Linked DNA regions of Mus musculus: region 1 is linked to region 2. The links are chromatin loops, found by intact Hi-C in ENCODE. Cell type or tissue: heart. All regions are shown on one strand. Links, peaks and the distances in the headings refer to the core of each region. The heading gives the core; the rest is flanking DNA.

Region 1 (8,608 bases), core at 1,337-6,336, 47 kb before region 2:
AAAGTCTTTATTCATTGAGGACCTAGAAAAGCCTGGAGTTCTCTTTTCCTCAACTCTTATATCATAAGAGACACAAGCCTAAATTTTGTTGAAAGAGGAAAAACAAATACCTTCCCATGAATGCAGTGTTTTCATGTTTTGTCCTCTACAGAACTTCTTTGAAAGTCTCACATAACCTAAGATTCCTTTTCCCTTCTTAGCAAATAAGCCACCAGTACCAGAGATCCTTGAAGATGACCCTCATTGCCTTTCTGTGGACCGAAGCTTCTCTACCTTGTATATTCACTTTAACCTACAGAAAAAGGCAAACTTCCCTTTAAACAGGAAACCTTTTAAAAATATTGTATTGTATTCCATCACTGGGTAGGTGTGGTTTGAGTATTTAATAATAAAAATAAGTTTTGCTCTTCGCAGATGACTCACCTGCCAAACACACATCTCTAATCTATGTTGATAGAGGGTGACCACGGGATGAGCAGTGTAAGTACCGAGGATTCTTAGTCCTTTTAGCTCACAGATGCTGGTCTGTAGAACTTGTTCATTTCTATAACAAATAATTGTCTAAAGGCTTAGAATTTAAAATGACAAATAGCCTTTGCTGAAGTCAAGATGGGGAATCTAAACATCAGTAGGCTGAGTGACTCTGGTTCAAGGTCACACAGAGATCCAAGAGAGCTTTCAGTTGAGAGAGTTGTAGCTGGAAGCTAGAGGAAACACATCACATCACAGACCTCTCACTACTGGTTTAGATAAGAGAGCTCATGAAATTCTCTACAGATTATAGCAGAAAAAACTTAGTCCTGAGCTGTGTGAGATTCTTCATAGGAGTGGCCATGGCTTGGCAATGGGCTTTCCTCAGAGTGAGTGATCCACAAAGAGACAGAAAAAAACTGCAATGGGTTTTCTGGCTGTCACTATAGACCAACTCTGATCTAATGTGAGAGAAAGCAACACAGGGTATATTAGATGATCCACAGAAGCAGGGACATGGAAGGTCACCTTTAGAGTTGAGACACATTCTGCACCAGCCTCTTTCCAGGACAATGTACCACAGACCCTGGGTAAGAAATCTTTCATTACAGATTTAAGTGTATATCTGTATGTGATAAAGCTAGAGTGCTTTTGCGAGAGAATAGATTAATTGCAGTCTCAGAGACACTCATTTAAATCATGACACTCCAGAAAAGGGAAAAAGATAGAAAACACTCACACAATAATGTTCCAGAGTTCAGGAAGCTGACAGCAGGCCACTGCTATTAAAGCTTAGAGACATCGAGAGATACAGGCAGGAGCCAGATCACAAAGGTCTTAAAAGCCCAACAGAGAGGGGGAATTTCATTGTTCCTTGTGGAGAACCTGTGAGGTTATATGAGGAGCTGATTTACAAAACCCAGTTTGTATTTTATGAAGATTGTTCTGTCCTAAATGTGGAGATGGACCACTGAGAGTCAGCTGGGAAGCTACCTCCCGCGATGGAACAAAGGCAATGGCAGATAATGGTGGCCATTGGGTATACAAGGTGAGATGGGGAATGGCCCCTTAGAAGGTATGGCTTGGAGGAAAAAAATGTAGAAGAGATGGCAGTTAATGGCTTTTGGAGAAGAAAGAAAGGGTGAGATAAAGGAAGCTTGTGAACACTGGCCTGGGACAACTGGAGGAGTGAAGACAGGCTCTCCCCAGGGAAATGGAGGAGTGTGGAGAACTTGAGAAGTCTCTGGAATGCACAGATAATATACTCTCCGAGTCTTCTTCAAGACATAGGAGAAAAATAACTATGTGATAACTGCAAAACCAATTTCCATTTTAAACTGCTGTTAAAAAACACATAAACATTAGATTTGCAGACATTTATGACTGAGATTAAATATTAAAACCAAAATGACTTGTTTATGTTTTTGTACCAAAAAGACCCATACATTTTTAAGGCCGTGCTTTTGAAAAATGTTTGAAAACGAGCCTTTTTGTTCAATAGTATTAACTTACTGAGAATATGACATGCTGTGTAATGAAACAATTTTTAAAACTCCCTGACTGCCAACAGTACAGGAAAAGCGTCATTTCAGTCCTGCATTGGCTACAGCAAACCCTTGTGGAATCCTTTTTATTGTTCTTCGAGATTTACAAAGAAAGTGAAATTTATTTTTTAATATTATTCTTGTCATTTCGCTATTTCAAAATTTGTAATGTTATCAGCCAGAAGTAAAACAAACAAACAAACAAACAAACAACAAACAAACAAAAAGGGTTTTTTTAAAGCATACAATGGTGTTATACATTCAACCACAAAATGTGTCTTCCTAGCTGAAGTCATTACGAAGGGTCTAGCCTGGTTCGCACTGCCTGTTGAAGAGCATGAAAGTGTAAACCGATAATATCAGCATGTGGGAGGCTGAGGCAGAAGAAGAAGAAGGCCGAAGCTAGCCAGAGCTAATATGGAACTTGAAGCAAGCCTGGGCTATGGAGCAAGGCACTGTTTCAAGTTTTTAAAAAATTCTTTGTGGCTATATAACAACTTGCTTGCAAAAGCACTGGTACTTTTTGAATATTTATAACAAAAATATATGTCCTGGTTGTAAACTGGTATCAATGTCCATGTTTTTTTAAACGGTTGCTGCTTGCAAGTACCTGGCTTGAGAGCTGAACTTTAGGGTTGTCCTTGGGCTTGGAGTCTGTTTGTGTTAAGCTTAGAACAATATTTAGCAGGCAGACAGCAAAGGCAGCCAAGTACTTGGTAGTTCCTGAAGCTGAATAGAAAATATGTCCTCTTATATATTAGTGGGAATGGAAGCTGTCTCTTACTCTTTTTGCCTGCTTTGGGGACCCCTTTCCTCTTACTGGGTTGCCTCACCCAGTCTTAATATGAGGGGAAGTGTCTCTTCTTACTGCAACTTGATATGCCATGGTTGCGCTAATCCGAAGGGAAATGGAGGAGGAGCAGATGAGGAGAGAGGGGAGGAGGATGGGGAGAAGGAGAGACACTGGGTGGAGAGGAGAGAGGAAAAATTGTGGTTAGCATGTAATATATGAGACAAGACCCAGTTAAAAAATAAATTTAAAAGGAAATATATTGTCACTTTAAATAAATGCCAACATAGAAAATCTCCGAAGAGATAATTTGCTCCTAGCATATATTGGTTTTTTTTCCATTTTTTATTAGGTATTTAGCTCATTTACATTTCCAATGCTATCCCAAAAGTCCCCCATACCCTCCCCCCACTCCCCTACCCACCCACTCCCACTTTTTGGCCCTGGCGTTCCCCTGTACGGGGGCATATAAAGTTTGCATGTCCAATGGGCCTCTCTTTGCAGTGATGGCCGACTAGGCCATCTTTTAATACATATGCAGCTAGAGTCAAGAGCTCCGGGGTATATTGGCTTTTTAAGTCTAGGTTTCAAATCAGAATCCCAATAGCCTGACCGGCTTTGGGAAGAGCTGGTGTTTTGGTGGTTGAACACATTGTGAAGAGTTGGTGGTTACATGGGTGAACAGGCTTTGTGAAGAGCTGATGGCGAAGGGGTTGAAGGTTCAGCTCCCACGGAAGGCTTGGGTTAGTCAAACCATTCAGCTTCTGCGGCATTTAACAAGTAAAATAACTTCATTAAGTTTTTGGCTTATCTAGAAGGAAGGAATATTAATATCTATTTATGTGACTTCCCACGAATAAAATGTTGACTACAGGTGCCTTCAATTAATATGAGTAAGTGTCATAATCAGCAAATGGCTATTCCCACATAAAATCCCAATCACACTCCCACAAAAACAAAAGATACAGATTTCACAGCGGTCACACAGTAAAAACAATAGCTTAAATCTAAACTGTGCTTTAGATTCTTTAAGCACCGCTCCCTCTCTATGCCCATTAATAATAAAGCACACTTGTCTGCAGAGAATCTGCTAGTGAGACTGTGTCCAGCCATTGGTGGGAAACGGGTGAGCAGAGAGCCAGGCAAGCTCAGAGCCGACGGCCATTAGTGAGAAATAACAGATGGTGTCTCACTTTTTGCTATAGGCAAAGAGCCAAATGACATGACTAAATAGAAAGACGGCCCCAGAGGACAGCATTTGGTCTCCTACTGAGCACGGAGCCTGAAAGGCAGGGACATTTTTTAATAACCTTTCTCTGACAAGCTTAACGCTATTTAATGCCTAAACCTGTCATACCAACCCGGCCAGGAGAACAGGTCTCCAGGGAGAAACCCCACAGTGTGCAGTCCTAACTCCTCAGGAAAAGGCATAAATTGCACACACATAAAAAATATTATAGAACAAGGTCACCAACAAGAACTTTCCATTTAAATAAAAACAGCCATTGTCCTTCCTGGTAACCCTCTGGACCTAGTCCCCAGTCTACAAGGGAAAAAAAGCTAAGGTTCTGTCCAGTTGTAATTAAAATAAAATAGTAAGGGTGTTCTCTCTGCTTTGGCTGAAATTTGAGTCCAGTTTAATTAGAAGGAAATGCATCATGAATTATTATGTGCTGAAAGTCTACTGAAAATGAAAAAAATAAAAAATGAACTCATAATTCTTTACATATTGGGTTTTACATTTTCATCAAACCAAATGAAACAGCGAATACGACTCTAAACGGCTTCTGGAGTAAATTGATAGATCAGCAATCTTCATGATGAAAGTTCCTTATTATCCCGTGGTTGCAGTACTCAGCAGGTGTGAGCCGGCCTTCTGCAGAACACTATGGACCACAGCAAATTTACCTAATGAGTTATGTTGCTTTTCCAACAAAGTAGCAGAGCCTTGTTGTGGACACAGGTTAGATTCTCCCCAGAGTCCACGGCTCATTTTGCTGCAGCTGTTTAATTTTCTTGCCATCACCAAATCATCATGTTTTAATAACTCTCTACTTTTCTCTAGTCTTATATGAATGCAGGGTCACCGGAGAGGCTACTATGTTGAGTGGCTAGCTCGAGGTTCTGTGACTAACCCTAGGATCATGCAAGTGGTCACTCTGTCAACATGCCTCCTTTCTGCTGTAAGCAGTATGATTGCCATGTTAATGCCATTATTTTAGTGCAGGGTAGATGGAAAATGATCAGAAAAAATGTTTATATGGGGCTGAGGATGTGGTTCAGTTAGCAGCCTACCTGCCTAGCAGGCACAAAGCCCTAAGTTCCAACTGTAGTGACACTTGAACTGGTATGGTGGTACATACATATAATTGCAGCTCTAGGGGGCATAATGCAGAGGTTTCACGGTCATCATCATTGGCTATGCAGTAAATTACATGCTAGCCTGAGGTGCATGAGTCTCTAACTCAAAAAAAAAAAAAAACCAAACAAAAAACAAAAAACAAAATCATTGTTCAGATAAATAAATGTAAGCAAATACATAGCTTGCTTTTTAGTTTAGTTTAATTTAGAAACCTAAATGTTGTTTTTTTTTTTTTTAAAAAAATCATGTACACACCTGGAGAGATGTCTCAGTAGCTAAAACATTTATTGCTTTTATGGTGGACCTGGGTTGTGTTTCCAGGATCCACATGATGGTTCAGAGTAATCAGAAACTCCAGTTCCAGGGTACCTGATAGCCTGTTCTAGCCGTGGGCATTGTATTCATGTGGTGCACAAATATAGAGCAAAACACTCAAACACACAAAATGCATAAGTGAATAAAAACAGAATTATTCGCATTTTGACTCGTGAGAAACAACGTTTAGGAGACTTGCAACAAGCCATGTTACACATACATAAAGCAATTTCATTTTACATAAACACAAATACTTCATTAGTAACCTACACCCTACTGCTTCACTTAGCTGCAAAGACACACCCCAAATTGAGGACCTGGATCAACACACATGCTCTCAATATCTACATGCCATGAATTCTGTGTAGGATATCCAATACTATAGATTATTTATTAGAAACAGGATTACACACAATGAATAGAAAACATATGCCTCTTGTGTTTTGTTATCATTCAAAGGTTCACCATCTAGGACTCCATAAATATTTTTATATCAAAATCTGCTTTCTCTTTTGGATTCACAATATATAAAAGCATGGCTCATGTATTATAACCTGACTTAGAATAATGCTTTCTCTCCTAAGGAGGTGAAGTATTTTGAGGACAGGTGTCTTAGTCAGGGTTTCTATTCCTGCACAAACATCATGACCAAGAAGCAAATTGAGGAGGAAAGGGTTTATTCAGCTTACATTTCCAAATTGCTGTTCATCACTAAAGGAAGTCAGGACTGGAACTCAGGCAGGTCAGGAAGCAGGAGCTGATGCAGAGGCCATGGAGGGATGTTCCATACTGGCTTGCTTCTCCTGGCTTGCTCAGCCTGCTCTCTTATAGAACCCAAGACTACCAGCCCAGAGATGATCCCACCCACAAGGGACCTTTCCCCCTTGATCACTAGTTGAGGAAATGCCTTACAGTTGGATCTCATGGAGGCATTTCCTCAACTGAAGCTCCTTTCTCTGTGATAACTCCAGCTGTGTCAAGTTGATACAAAACTAGCCAGTACAAAGTTTTCATCTTTTATCTCTTAGTTTAGTATAATGCGCTATCAGAATCCAAATAAAGGTGGTCTGTGACACCTATAAGGACTCAGGGTACATTGTCCTTTCCATTCTTTGAAGGAGTCGCATACTAAGATTGTACATCCTGTCTTTCAGGATCAGCATATCATATGCCAGACTTATAGATCATATTTGCATATATCACATTTGCATATATCATAATTACATATATCTGGCATGCAGGTCACATTTGCATACTGCTAGTATGACAGCATTAACATGACAGGTAAAATATAATTGGCTTTATTCATGAAAGACAGTGTTCTCTGGGAAGGCATCCTCATAAGCTCACAGTGAAGTTCAAGGGAGACTTAACTAGTAAAGGCAGCTCTTGATCACAAAGCCGCGTGCATGTCTGTCCTCTATTTCCACTGCAAAGATGACTCAGATCTACTCTTCATCATGCCCTTCACAGTATCTTCCTTCAGATGATTAGTATGTATGGGTGAAGGCCTCATCACTCTGTTCTATGTAATGTGTCAATCAACGATAAATCAGAAAGGAAAATAGGCTGTAGTCTCAGAGTTTATGATCCAGTAAGGTGAGTGGAAAAAGATATGGATCAACCAAAAGCTCACCAGATAGCTAAGTGTGAACTGAAGAATCACAGTACACTGCGGGAGTGTGTTTAGTGTAAAAAGAAAATACTTGTATTCATTTTCTAAGGAAATATGTTTTATGAATAATGTTTATTTTTCCAGCTCATGTTTGGAGAGGGCTAAGAGTCTATCAGGGTGAGGAACAAGCAGCAGACGTGGTTGCAGGGCTAGAAAGCTGAGGGAGCCTTTTCAAAGACAAACGTGAAGCAAAAGAGCAAACTAGACATAGGATGGATCTATGAGCTTCAAAAGCCACCCCCGGGGACACACTTACTCCAGCAAGGCTGCACCATCTCACCATGTAGTGCCACACACTAGGGACCAAGTATTCAGATTCCTGAGCCTGGGGCAGGTGTGCTGTCACTCAAACTACCACACCATTTCAGATAAGTTCAGTTTTAAATTGTTTTGCATTATTTTCATCTATTGATGTCATATGCTATAAAATGAAGAATGAAAAGTTGGATTAATACTTAAGTAAAGAACTATGTGCACAGCACTAAATGTGGTGCTTAGAACACAGTTGTTCTTAGCCTTCTTCTATACGCCAAGAAATCTCTCTTGTAAGTTAATTCTGGTACTTGTAAATTTTCCACTCCTCAATGAGGGACATTGTTATTATATTTTTATCACTACCATTTTATCTAAATTCAAAGACCAAAGGGTTCAAGTATATCCTGAGATCACCAAGTGGCAAGGTTTAGTGAAGCTAAGACTGAACGTCTGAATTCATGTCTGCTTTTCCTACTGCTCTCTGTTGACCTCCATACCTCCTCAGAACTTAATACAGCACACGTTATACTAGATAGCCACTTTGATTCTGTCCAATTGTCTAATAGGAGTCCGAACCTGTTTCTGATTATCACATGAATCACTTTCCATATTCCCACTCACCACTTTTGCTTGGCTTCTTTTAGCTGCTATGACCCTTTAATATAGTTACTCATGGTTTGGTGACCCCCAACCATAAAATTATTTAGTTGTTACTTCATAACTGTAATTTTGCTACTGTTATAAATCATAATTAAATATGTGATATTCAAAATATCTAATATTAAGAACCCCTGTTCCTGCTAAGTTGTCCAGGTTCCAGGCCTCTGGCTTTGAATTTTCTTTTTCTTTTCCTTTTCCTTTTCCTTTTCCTTTTCCTTTTCCTTTTCCTTTTCCTTTTTCTTTCTCTTTTTCATTCTTTCTTTTTCTTTTTTCTCTTTCTTTCTTTCTTTCTTTCTTTCTTTCCTTCTCTTTCTTCCACTTTCTCTCTTTCTCTTCTCTTCTTTTTCTTTTCTTTTTTTTTAAAAAGATTTTAGTTATTTTGTGTATGTGTGTCCATGTCTTCAGACACACCAGAAGAGGGTATCAGATCCCATTAGAAATGCAAATGGTTGTGAGCTACTGTGTGGTTGCTGGGAATTGAACTCGGGACCTCTGGAAGAGCAGTCAGTACTCTTAAATGAGAAGCACCTAAAGAA
Region 2 (8,608 bases), core at 1,710-6,709:
CTCATGGGATGGGAGGATTAACATAGTAAAATTGGATAACCTAGCAAGGCAGTCTACAGATTCATTGAAATCCCCATCAAAATTTGAACAAATTTCTTTGTACATTTTGAATGGGAAAATTTCAGTTTCATATGGAAACACAATACCCAGGATAGTTAAAACAATCATGAATAGTAAAAGAACTGCTTGATGTATCAACATCCCCAATTGCAAATTGTACTATAGAGTTATAACAATAGATACAGTATGGTATTGACATTAAAACAGTCACTGTGACCAGTGGAATTGAATTGGAGACCCAGATATAAATCCACTCACCTATGGACACCTGATTTTATATGAAGAAGCCAGAAATACACAATGGAATGAAAAGATAACATCTTCGACAAGTGGTGCTAGGTAAACTGCATGGCTGCATATAGAACAATCCAAATGGATCCATACTTAACACCTTTCACAAACCTCAACTCCAAATGGACCAAAGCCTTAACATAGATGGATATACAGTGAATCTGATAGAGTAGAAAGTGGGGAGTAACTTTGAACTCATTGGCACAGGTGAAGGCTTTCTGGATGGAACACCATTAGCACAGGTACTGAGATCAACAATAAATGGCTCATGAACCTGAAAAGCTGCAGAGCAAAGGACACTGTCATTTGAACAAAGAGGCAGCCTACAGAATGGGGAAAGATTTTTACCAACTACACTTCTGATAAATGGCTATAATCCAAATTATTTAAAGAACTTAAAAAACTAGATATCAAGACAGTAAATAACCAGCTAAAAAGTGGGCTATACTTCTAAACAGAATTCTCAATAGAAGAATCTCAAATGCCTGAGAAACACTTAAAGAAATGTTCAACATTCTCATTCACCATGAAAATGCAAAACTACTGTGATATTTTATCTCACACCCATCAGAATAGCTAAGGTTCATAAAACAAGTGACTTTTGCTTGTAAGAATGTGGAAGAATTGACAGGGACATGTGTTATATTTACAAAATAGAGTATTACAACCATTAAAAAATGAGATCATGGGATTCACTTGTACGTTGGTTTGAAAATGCTTGGCCCATGGGAAGTAGCACTATTAGAAAGTGTAGCCTTGTTGGAGTAGGTGTGTCACTGTGGGGGTGAGCTTTGAGGCTTAAGCTCTGCCCAGTTCCGATAAGAGCCTCCTCTTGGCTGCCCTTGGAGCAAGATGTAGAACTCTCCGCTCTTTTAGTACTATGTCTACCTGCATGTTGCTGTGTGTCCCACCATGATGACAGTAGACTGAACCTCTGAAACTATAAGCCAACCCAAATAAGATGTTTCCCTTTATAAGATTACCTTGGTTATGCTATACCTTCATAGCAATGGAAACACTTGCTAAGACAACATGTAACTTGATGGGGCTAGAACAAATTATCCTGAGGGAGGTGATCCAGACTCAGGAAAACAAATATGGCATATATTCCCTTATATGTGGATATTAGTTGTTAAGTCAGTGATAACCTGCAAATAATCTATGGAACAGAGATTGGATATACAGTAAGGGAATCAGGGGAGTGGGGCAGATACAACTCTCTAGGAAAGGGAAATAGAACAGATAGTCATGGATGGATAGGGTGGGAGACTGGAAAGATTAAGTGCAGAGGTGGAGGGAAGAGAGAAAAGAGGGAAGGAATACCAGAAGAGAAAGCTAAAATTAAGGGCCATTTGAGGGGTAGTTTGGAAATATAATACAGTAGAGATGTCCTAAAATATATACATATGAAGGTTATCTAAATGAAATCCTCAAATAATGGGGGAAACAGAGCCCCAAATTGCCATCTCTTTTCATCAAACAAAGCTTCCAGCACTGGGATTGGATTACATCTATTTGAGCTGTTGGCCAAAAGGGTCCCATGGGAACCCTTATGCAACCTATACTGTTGACAAGATGGCTCTCTACAAATTGATGGCAAGGCTCCATTGCTTAAGACAACACTTACACAACTCACTAAATGTGGTGAAGTTGAGCTGGTGTCATGTCAGCTTTTCTTTTTTAAAAACTATTTTTTGCCATATTTTCTTCTCTCTATAACATACAGGTCCTTTGTGTGTATACTATGGCTTTCAGTTTACTGTTTCTATAAGGTTCTTGAATGTGAACGAGCGGGTCTCTGATTTTTAAACCACTTTCTTGGGCTTGTTTCTTTCTGTCTGTTTAGTTTGCCCTATTCTGATGTGATGATTTATATTATAGTCCCTGAGAAGCCTGTTTTGGAGTGAGAGACAGGAAGGGTGCATTTGGATGGGAGGGTAGATGCGGAAGAACTACAAGAAGCAGAGGGAGGGGAGACTCTAATGAATATATATTGTCAGAGAAAAAAATTATCTACAATAAAAGGGAAACAACAACCACAGCTAGCCTCCAAAATGCATCTTTGGAACTCCTGTGCTCTATTTTCATCACCAAAAGAATATTTAGCTCAACTGTAAAGAATGCAAGGAAGAAAATATAAGTTCCCCGTTGCTTCTTGTATTTTTATACTAGATCTGCCTTGAAGGGCAGAGACTGGCATGCTGCATAATTTAAAGCTTAGAAATGGGAAGGCTGGACCATGGGGAGGTGTGAGTGTGTGTGATTGGGCTGCTTCACTGCCCTCAAAAGCCTCCTTTTATTTCTTTAGCATTTCTCCTCAAGTCAGCAAAAACATCTCAACTCCCTATTTATAATGGAAGTAATGAATAATGAGACCTATTTTTATCTAAGGGAAGATAAAATATAAGTAAGCTTTTTAAAGTCCAAGGTGGTAAACTCTTTGAACTCCCGGGATATCTCCTGGAAAACATATTTTAAGTCTTTGGATGATGATGATGATGTTTTGACGGTACAAAATTACTAAGAATATAAAGGTTTTTGTAAAGTGCGCAGGTTCAGAAATTCAAAATGCCTTGTGGAGGAGAGTTCTATGAAAATTAAAACCAGGTCAAACTGAGAAATGATCTTCCTCATGGTTATGCGTGCCAGTTCACCAAGTTTTGTCTGTTCTCTTTTCCCTCCCTCCCTCCCTCCCTCCCTCCCTCCCTCCCTCCCTCCCTCCCTCCCTCCCTCCCTTTCTTTCCTGTTCTTTATGTAGGTCAGTTTTAGATACTGTTCATTTTCAATTTGAGGAATGATCCTTTTCTCCTTTGGGTATGCTAAGGGGAACTCTGGAGCCAACAGTTGCAATAGGAAATATAACAGAAATGAAAAGCATGACTAGCCTAAGTCTTTCCATTGTCTTTCTCTTTTTGTTTGCACTGTCACTGGATGCAAATAATTGGTACCATTTCTGAATATTTTAGAGCAAGTAACCCTCCAGATGGCAACAATAATAAATGTGGAATGCACTTTCACTGGCAGGTAACGTGGTCTGCCTTTCTTTGCTGTTGTAGATTTGTGGGTATATTTTGTTGGTTTTGTTGTTCTCTGGTAAGAGATGTGAGTATGACTTATTCCTTTTTTTTTTCCTTTTTCTTTTTCTTAGATATTTTCTTTATTTACATTTCAAATGCTATCCCGAAAGTTCCCTATACCCTCCCCCAGCCCTGCTCCCCTACCAACCCACTCCCACTTCTTGGCCCTGGTGTTCCCCTGTACTGGGGCATATAAAGTTTACAGTACCAATGGGTTTCTCTTCCCAAGATTCATTCCATTTTAACCTAGTATCTAGGGATCAGCGAGTACCTGTGTACTGCAGTCAAGCAGGCTAGATGCAGACATACACAAGGAGATCCCTTGAAGCAGACTCTGGGAAGTTGAAACCCAACACTCAGCTAGAGGCTTCTGTCCTTCAGAGGTGAACCAGACAGTCCAACATCTGTCCACTTCTTGCAAAGCTTTTCATTTTAAATTTCATAACTTGACACAAGCAGTTGGGGTGAATTGTCTGTGATGTTCAACACAACACTGAACTATGCCTGAGAGAAGGAAGGGCACAATCACATTTCCTTCCTAAAGTAGAAAAAGCCCTGGGTGCAGATAGCCCTTCTAAACTATGATATTTAAACAGAATTTTAAGACATCACATTCTTCTATTTGTAATGAACACTGGCCCAAGTTACTAGAAAGCTCATGCCACTGAGTGTGCAAACTCACAGGTCAGGAAAGAAAAACTTTCCAACACCCAATTTTAACATTGTGCTAAAGTCATTGACTGTTAAAACTCCTGAAGTTAAATATGATATCCTCCCAGCTCCCCACCCCTCTGTCTTAGCTTAGTGTTTGGGGGACAGGCAAGGGGCTGGAGCTTGGCCCCAACTCGGAATTGCTGCCAAGGGCTTGTAATACAATCTCTCCCATTTGAAGGGTAAATCAGTGTCAACCACATTTGCTGTCCAGCAAGGGGGAAAAAAAAAAGTAAGCGTTTTACTTCCTCTTGGTCCGTGTGGACTGATGAAATGTAGGAAAGCTGTTTCTGGCGTGAGGGCTTAAAATCATTTTCCCAAACAGCACCAAGAGGAGCCATCACAGAAGTATGAAGAGGGGCGGTGCGGCCACAGCTGCCGCCACCGTGCTGCTGGGCTGTGGGGAGCCAGGGCCACAGGACCCGCATCTGGAGGAGCCTCAGGGGTACACACCAGAGCGCGGGTGCTGCTGAGCTGAGTCGCAGGGAGCAGCTGGCTGGGTGAGCACGCAGCCAGGAGGGGAGCCCAGCTTCTACTGCAGTCAGGAGCGGGGGAGGGACCTGGAAGCAACACCCGCAGCAGCAGCAGCAGCAGCAGCAGCAGCAGCATCACCAGCACCACCAGGAAGGGTGAGCCGTGCTCACTGTAGTGGGGGACCTCCTGGTACCCAAGAAACAGCTTCCACCCTTCCATCCCTATTGTTGAGCAGTACAAGAAGCCCTCTGGGACCGCTCAGCCAACCAGGGGCGGAAGTGAGGAAGCCTCATTAGCGTTTGGACGTAAATGTACACATGCGTGATGCTCAAGCGAGCCTGTAACGCTATGCATGCTCTGCGGTTATGGGGGGAGGGGACACTGGGAGCTTGGCGGTCTTATTCACACTTCCTGACCTTTTGACTTAATGGGGGCAGAGGAAGGAGAGGTTGTGATGCAATTTGGGGTGACTGTTTTGGTGAAAGAATTGGGTAGAGTTGAACCTTCATTTGTGTGTGAACAAACGTTAAATTTATCTAGAATTTTGTATTTCGACCTGGTGTCTTGTTTTAGCCTAGCCTGATATGACTGGAGTCTGAAACTGTTTAGGGAGCAAAGGAGCCAACTTATTAATTTTTTGTATTAATTACACTGGAAAATTAAATTATATCAACTCTAAAGAATTGACTTGGTCCAGACATCCCGAGTGAGTTCCTAGTGTGGGATTAGAATGAGAGCAAACTCAGCGCCTAACATTCTGTTTTCTGTATTCTAATACACATAGAGGTGGGGTGGGTTTTTTCTACCAATTACTATTTTTAAATTACAGTCTTTGCTTTTTCCATTTTCTTTATCTTCATCTTTGTTTTTATCGACTCCCTACCCACCACCCTAAACCTCTCTTAACAAAGTTTGATGATTTGTTCATAGGAGATTTTATGTAAAGGAAATAAGATCCTGTGTTCAGAGGGACACTCATTTGGCCTCATGGTGTTAAATAAAGGCTCAGACAGGTTGGGAGCATCCGCCAGGCACAGGAAGTCCTCCTTTCCTTCCCACCTGTCCCAAGGGACTCTGAGAGGCAGGGCTGAGAACAAACTCTGTGGTCATTGCTGCTTTTCCCAAACAACTTCTTAGTTTTGTGCTCGTAACTACAGCTCCCGACTGATTTGCCTAGCTTGTCTTTGGCTTCTATCAATGAGTCCTTCTTCAAGGAATGCCCTGCTCTAGCTGTGGAGAGTGTGGTGGTCGTCCTTTCCAACATGGGTGTTCAGGTTCTGACTGCTTAAGAGAAGGTAAGAGCTGGAGGAACCAAGGCAGGGCCACGGTGCCTTGCCTGTGCACCTATGCACCTCGGAACCTGTGCTGCGGGCTGCCTGAGAAGTTTCTGACCAGGAAAGATAGCTTGGGTTTCATCTGTGTGCCACTGAGCTTTACGTACAGCTCTTCATTTTATCTGTGAGACCCTACTTTGTGCATTGGACTATGCTTTGCTGGGAAAGAAATCTACATGGCAGAAGTCACCAGAGTCAAAGGACTTGTGATTGGCCCCTCTCCTTAAGTTTTCTAGCATGGCACCAAGCTTGATACCAATCACTAATTAAACTTTTTGAGTTTGAAGATGTGGCAAAATTTCAGGGCTTAATTTTATCTGCAGAAACATGCCTTTTTGAACTATTGTTCAGAAGTGGAGGGTTGTGCCAGTTCACAGAACCTTGTGAAGACCTGAGCTGGTTAAAATATCTGGTGTGTTTCTAGGAAGTTTCGATTAAAATTTCTGTAGAAATTGTACCATTATTTTTGTGTTTTTGTGATTTTGATATTGTGTCCCCAAAAAGAGCCAGTTTATTTAATTTTTCTTGAACTCTCACACAAGTTTTCCAATCAATGTCGTTTGACTAGAGGAAAGACCAGGAGGGAGACTAGAAGTATCTTCTGCCAAGGTGGGCTAAGGTGTGTGGTGACTTCATGTATTAGATGTTTTCAGGGTAATTCACCTGAGATGTTTCTATTCCCTTTTTGTTATGTGAAATACATAACACACACACACACACACACACACACACACACACACACACACACACATTACATATATATAATATTGCACGCAAATATATTTATGTGTTGCATATATATCTGAAGAAAATGTGGAATTCTGATAGTTCATTGCTATATTTGAGTTAAAATATAAGTTTATGTTATAAACAATATGTAAATCTTCTCACAAAGTAAGTGCTTGCCAAATTGAGTTATATAAACTTTTGATGTGAGCCGTAACAGTTTCCACATAATGACTTTAGATGGTTTTCTACTCAAATTGTGTTTCAGCTTAATCTGGCAGAGGTCTAAAAATCTGTGCTTCATTGTCTGGAAGAATAGTTAAGTAGGATTTTTATAACAATGACTTGTAAGAAATTTGAACTGCCAGAAATATTTTGTCTTGAGAAAGAATTGTATGTGTGTGTGCATGTTTTGTGTCAGTGTGTGTGTGTGTGTGTGTGTGTGTGTGTGTGTGTGATTGTTTTATCCAAGATAAGTCATTATCTGGCTATTAGTAAAAAAGATACCTAAAGAGTTAGCAACAGAGACTGGGTACAAGAAAGGTATGGAGGTTTAATGCCTGAATACCCCATTACTTTGGGCAAAATATCTTCCTAGGCCACCAGTCTCTTAGGAGTATTTGAGAATTCCACTTCTCAACTTTTCTAAGGGCTTATGGAGTCTATTCTCCAGTTATGTAACTAAAGCTGTATATTATTTTGCCTGATACTTTTTCAATTTATTTTGATTTGGTTCCCGACAGAGGTTATAGCTCTATTACAATATCTGAGACTGCTTTTATGTTTAAATTGTGGACTTTATTTTCTGATTGGGCTCTTGAATTGAGGTTTCACATTTATAACTTGGAATAGAGGTACAGACATGTGATGCCAGCACCTGGGAGACTGAGGCAGGAACGCTTTAGAGTTTAGCCCAAGATGGCTCCATAGTGAGTTGGCACAGACTGGGCTACAGAATCAAACCAAATTAAAATACGACCCAATAATAATAGCGGTGTTCTAATGAGAGGCAGAAAAGTAGTGGGTGTGAATAGGAGGGCAAGTGGGAAGTAACTGAGAAGAGGAGGAGGACAGGGATATGTAATCAGGATTTATTGTATGACAAATAAATCTGTTTTTAATAAAATGAAAAAATGGCAACAGCAAGGATTTTGCATTCAGAACATTGACTGAGGAGCTATATCTTCCAGAGATGCTACTGGTTGGTTAAAATAAGTCACATGACAATAAAGTCCTAAGTTGAGGCTAGTTCAAAATGACATTTCTCCTGCCAGATGTTGGAAGAGTTTTTGGATTGACACATTCATTTTGTTTTTAATTTTAAAAGACATGGTTAGTGACCTATAATCTTTGATTTCTGCATTGTTTGGAACCTTTAACACTTAAAACTTAATGGTTAGCTGGGCAATGGTGGCGCACGCCTTTAATCCCAGCACTTGGGAGGCAGAGGCAGGTGGATTTCTGAGTTCGAGGCCAGCCTGGTCTACAAAGTGAGTTCCAGGACAGCCAGGGCTACACAGAGAAACCCTGTCTCAAAAAACAAACAAAGCAAAACAAAAAACCTTAATGGTTAGAAGTGAGGTCAACATTGTAGACAAGAGCTAAGATTGCATCTAAAGGTAGGACCCTGGGCTGCACATCTTTTGAGCTTTACTGCTTTTAGTGTTTTTGTTTGTTTGTTTGCTTATTTTTTTTTGTTTTTTATAATGAGATGAGAGGGGTGGAGGATGAAAGGGAGACAGAGAAGTTTGGGTAGTAGCTATAGGCACCTGTGTGTTTCAGTGAGTGCAGAATATTGTCATATTAATAGCTTATGATTCTTAACTGATACCAAAGTACAATATTCTTTTTTACCATCTCTAACCCCATATAAACTACTCATTTTGATGAACATAAATCAAATTAAACACTTAAGCTCTGGTGCAGATCTCAGCA

Evidence for each region. A loop is a pair of places that touch in the nucleus more often than their neighbours do. Peaks named below come from ENCODE experiments on the same cell type or tissue, not always from the same donor. Only the 100,000 strongest peaks of a DNase experiment are listed, where the experiment ranks them.
Region 1: it touches region 2 in a loop (2.7-fold over the local background); 1 of 42 quality-filtered maps calls a loop at or near these places.

The regions. Positions count from the first base shown.
Region 1 is chr7:51,828,071-51,836,678 of GRCm38, forward strand. No RefSeq gene overlaps it. Among named protein-coding and RNA genes, the nearest start is that of Fancf, 30 kb to the right of the region's middle. In heart, for the core only: no CTCF peak of the experiment used is centred there; no DNase peak of the experiment used is centred there.
Region 2 is chr7:51,874,603-51,883,210 of GRCm38, forward strand. It overlaps Gas2 (growth arrest specific 2), which reads left to right and starts at 4,365. Exons shown (of 8, transcript NM_008087.3): 1 at 4,365-4,768. In heart, for the core only: no CTCF peak of the experiment used is centred there; a DNase peak (open chromatin) is centred at 4,829; H3K4me3 peaks cover 912 bases; H3K27ac peaks cover 676 bases.